Linked DNA regions of Homo sapiens: region 1 is linked to region 2. A link is an interaction called in ENCODE POLR2A ChIA-PET data of the cell type or tissue named here. Cell type or tissue: endothelial cell of umbilical vein. All regions are shown on one strand.

Region 1 (2,500 bases), 270 kb before region 2:
CATCTCGCTCTGTTGCCCAGGCTGGAGTGCAGTGGTGGGATCTCAGCTCACTGCAACCTCTGCTTCCCGGGTTCAAGCGATTCTGCCTCAGCTTCCTGAGTGGCTGGGATTATAGGCGCTTGCCACCTTGCCCGGCTAATTTTTGTATTTTTAGTAGAGACAGAGTTTCGCCGTGATGGCCAGGCTGGTCTGGAACTTCTGACTTCAGGTGATCCACTCACCTTGGCCTCCCAAAGTGCTGGGATTACAGGCATGAGCCACCACGCCTGACCTAAAAGTTAGATAGCACATTTTATTTAGCCTAATATCTAATGTAAAAATAAAATATATATTACATATAAAATATAATTTCAGTATGTAATCTATGTCAAAATTATTAAGATACTAGAAATAAATTAAGCATCTAAACATGTGCACTATGATACAATAATCATATTTTAGGTTGGTACAGTGGCTTACACCTGTAATCCCAGTGCTTTGGGAGGCTGAGGTGGGAGGATCACTTGAGGCCAGGAGTTTGAGACCAGCCTAGGGAATATAGTGAGACCCCATCTCTACAAAAAATTAAAAAAATTAGCTGGCCACAGTGGTACACACCTTTAATCATAGCTACTAGGGAGGCTGAGGCAGGAGAAGCACTTAAGCCGGAGTTTGAGGTTGCAGTGAGCTGTGATAGTACCACTGTACTCTATCCTGGGTTACAGTGATACCCTGTCTCTAAAAAAAAAAAGATAATATTTTATAAAAATTACTGTCTCAGTTTTTAAATTAAAATTAGATAAAATAAAAAATTTAGTTTCTCATTTTCACTAGCCACATTTCAAGTGGTCAGTAGCCATGTGCAGCTAGAAGTATGGCACAGTTCTAGAATTTACATGATTTATTATTAATTTTTTTTTTTTTTGAGACAGGGTTTTGCTCTGTCGCCCAGGCTGGAGGGCAGTGGCATGATCTTGGCTGACTGCAACCTCCACCTCCTGGCTTCGAGCGATCCCCTCGCCTCAGCTTCCTCAGTAGCTGGGACCACCGGCACGCGCCACTGTACCTGACTCATTTTTGTATTTTTGTTGAGATGGGGTTTTGCCATGTTGCCGAGGCTGGTCTCAAACTCCTGAGTTCAACAGATCCTCCCACCTCAGCCTCCCAAAGTGCTGGATTACTGGCGTGAGCCACCGTGCCCGGCTTACATGATCTATTTTTTATTATTTTATTTCCATATTTTCATTTTTTTCTGCTCTTATGAAAAACTTTAGTTTTCAGCATGTTAATTAAAAAGTATACAGTCATCTCTTGGTAACTGAGGAGAATTGGTTGTGGATGCCCAAGTCCCTTATTTAAAATGGCATATTTGCATATAACCTACACACATCCACTGTATACTTTAAATCATGGCTTGCTTATTTGTAATACCTAATACAATGCAAATGCTATGTAAATAGTTGTTACACTGTATTTTAAAATTCTGTATTGTTTATATATTTATGGATATTTTCAATCCATGGTTGGTTGAATCTGCAGATGTGGAACCTGCCATAAGAAGGATTGACTGTACATATTTTAAAAGCTAGAAAATATTTTTAATACAAAGGAATTTTTTATGTAAATACATGGCAAGTTTACACATGTTACTGAAATCATGTTACTCGGCAATTTGGGACTTGATTCTTAGGTATGTTCCTAAAAGCTAAGTGTAAATTGGCTCTATTTGTGGTGGTTTCAACCAAGAGTGATTTTTGTTCCTCAAGGAACGTTTGACAATATCTTGAGAAAGTATTGTTTTTTATCACAACTCATGGTACTTACCATATAGGGGATAGAGGCCAGGAAGGCTGCTAAACATCCTACAATGCACAGAACAACCCCCACAAAAAAGAATTCTGTGCCCCAAAATGACAGTAATTCTGAGGTTGAGAATCCCTGATCTTTGGCTTCATGTGTACTTTCTTTCTTTCTTTTTTTTTTTTTAATTTATTTTTTTAGAGACAGGGTTTCTTCAAGTTGCCCAGGCTGGTCTTGAACTCCTGGGCTCAAACAATCTGCTGTCCTTGGCCTCCCAGAGTGCTGGGATTACAGGTGTGAGCCATCACACTTGGCTTTGTGATGTGCTTTCATTGATAATTTTTTCTTTTTTTTTTTTTAAGATGGAGTTTCACTCTTGTTGCCCAGGCTGGAGTGCAATGGCGCGGTCTCGGCTCACCGCACCTTCTGCCTCCTGGGTTCATGTGATTCTCCTGCTTCAGCTCCCAAGTAGCCGAGATTACAGGCATGTGCCACCATGCCCGGCTGATTTTGTATTTTTAGTAGAGACAGGGTTTCTCCATGTTGGTCAGGCTGCTCTTTAACTCCCGACCTCAGGTGATCTGCCCACCTCGGCCTCCAAAAGTGCTGGGATTACTACAGGTGTGAGCCACCGCACCCGGCTAATACCTTTTCTTTACTCCCAAGTTTGATCTTCAGATGACAGTGGCTCATGGTCTGTCCTTCTGTTTTTTTTTTTTCC
Region 2 (2,500 bases):
GGTTCCTATATTCACTGATTTGAAAGTAAGACACTTAAGAAAACTGACTAAAATATGATAAAGGAAAACCACGATGAGATACCAGTTTATACTCACTTGACTGGCAAAAATTAAAAAATCTAACAATCCCATGTTTTGGTGAGAATGCATAACATGGAAATTCCTGCATAAAGATGATAGGAGAGAAAATTGTGTAACTTGGGAAAATAATTTGACATTATCTTGTAAAGTCAAATATGCATTTTCCTCTCGTGTACTAGGAGACCTATATGGAGTATTATTATAGCAGCAGGAAATAACCCAAATGTGGAATAAATAACTTATATATAGTTACACAATAGAATACTGTACAGTAATGAAAATGAATTAGCTACAATTACATCTGCATGCATAATAACATAGACCTTAGAAGCATGAAGGAACAAAAAAAGCCCCAAAATACTTGTTAGATTTCATTTTTATAGAATGCAAATTAAAAAATATATTATTATAGGGCACCTACATATGTGCATAAGCTATAAAGAAAAACAAGAGGCCTGGCGTGGTGGCTCACGCCTGTAATTCCAGCACTTTGGGAGGCCAAGGCAGGCAGAATGCTTGAACTCAGGAGCTCAAGACCAGCATGGGCAACATGGTAAAACCCCATCTCTACCAAAAATACAAAAATTATCTGGGCATGGTGGCACGCACATGTGGTCCTGATACTTGGCAGGTTGGGGTGGGAGGATCGCTTGAACCTGGGAGGCAGAAGTTGCAGTGAGCCAAGATGGCACCACTGAACTCCAACCTGGGTGACAGAGTGAGACCTGTCTCAAAAAGAAGAAAAAAAAAAAAAAAAGAGAGAAAAAGAAAAACAAAATAATGAAGGGGAAAAAATTCCTAAATTCAAAATAGTTGTTACATCTAGGGAAGGAAATAGGGAAATGGGAATGGAATGAATCATAACAGAGTTTCCATGGTAGATGGCCAGTATCCAAGTTTCAAGGTGGGTGGGCTCATGAGTGTTTGTTTTATTTAACATATGTTTGTATTTTATATTTTAACATAAAATTTATCTTATATTTATTTTACTTTCAGTTACCTTATATTTTCTTGCATATATAAAAACTCATTGAAATGATAGTTTCATTGCATCTGATATGATTACATATATTAGTGTGTGTGCACACATGTGTGTCCATATCTGTATATCTGTATCTGTCTATCTGATTGTCTATTTTCTTTTGGGAACAGGCCAATTTCCACTAATTTCATTTTATCCTGTTGATCACACTTTCCTTAGGGAGTAGCTTTTTTTTCCCCCATATCCTACCCATGTGATTATATGTTCATTTTCACGTATAAAATGAATCAAAGTGAACATAAAATGCACACACATATGTGACTATGTATATAAATATTTCTCTGTGAATGAACATGCACATAGGTGAATGAGTATTCAGCAGGGAGTTAATATAGAGGGGAGAGAAAGGTAGAGGAACCAGCAATCAGTAGGTGTCCATCACTGAGATACACCACAACATGCAATTTGAGGTTGTAAAACTTTAGCACATATTGGTACCAAGGGTTATGTGTGATGTGTAAATAATAAAAGACTTGCTTTAGATTTATACTTTGTGAATTATGGTTTTGTAGATGCTGGGTAGTCACTACTATAATTTGAAGTGATAGGCTAATTTGAACTGTCCACACGTCTGCTTGGGACAAGAGACTGCCAGTCCACACAAGATTCTATACAGTTTTGCAAAAATAAATTGAGCTATGTGTGATAAATGCATTCTAGTGGATCTTTAAGATCTGTCAAGTGGCCAGGTATGGTGGCTCACACCTGCAATCCCCGTACTTTGGGAGGCCGAGGCAGGTGGATCACCTGAGGTCAGGAGTTTGAGACCAGCCTAGGCGGCCAACACGGTGAAACTCCCGCTCTAGTAAAAATACAAAAATTAGCTGGGCATGGTGGCACACATCTCTAATCCCATCTACTCAGGGGAGGGGCTGAGGCAGGCTCATTGCCTGAATCCGGGAGGCACAGATTTCAGTGAGCAGAGATGGCACTACTGCACTCCAGCCTGGGGGACGGAGTGAGACTCTGTCTTTAAAAAAAAAAAAAAAAAAAGTCTGTCAGGTGTGTGAGCCCCCAGATCTCAAGAGATAAATAAGTTCTTTAGAAGTCTTCTAGGAATATAGCATGGAAAAGACACAAAATAGTCTGTCTGTTTTATTGATACTTATGCAGATACTTGCAGAGTATCGAAATTATACTTTCTGATCATGGTCTTGTCTTGGAAAGTTTAACATTTCACTGCTACAGATAGAATTTTTCCTCTGTAGAATATAATTTAGACAAAATATCTGTTTTGAGTACAGGTAATTAGAAGCTTCTGTGAAGATGTCACTGCTCAGGGGAAAGGGAGGAAGCCAGGAGAGGAAGGAGAAGCCATTCTACAGAAAAGCTTTCTGGCTGGTTCCACGAGCTGACTTCATCTCCTTTGCCCTCCCT

The links. ChIA-PET counts read pairs that join two places held together with the same protein. Peaks named below come from ENCODE experiments on the same cell type or tissue, not always from the same donor. Only the 100,000 strongest peaks of a DNase experiment are listed, where the experiment ranks them.
Region 1: POLR2A ChIA-PET joins it to region 2 with 6 read pairs; 3 of 35 experiments call an interaction of 5 or more read pairs at or near these places.

What each region holds. Positions count from the first base shown.
Region 1 is chr5:73,573,602-73,576,101 of GRCh38, forward strand. All of the region lies in intron 7 of UTP15 (UTP15 small subunit processome component), which reads left to right. Among named protein-coding and RNA genes, the nearest start is that of UTP15, 9.1 kb to the left of the region's middle. In endothelial cell of umbilical vein, no CTCF peak of the experiment used is centred here; no DNase peak of the experiment used is centred here.
Region 2 is chr5:73,840,891-73,843,390 of GRCh38, forward strand. All of the region lies in intron 11 of ARHGEF28 (Rho guanine nucleotide exchange factor 28), which reads left to right. Among named protein-coding and RNA genes, the nearest start is that of ARHGEF28, 220 kb to the left of the region's middle. In endothelial cell of umbilical vein, no CTCF peak of the experiment used is centred here; a DNase peak (open chromatin) is centred at 951.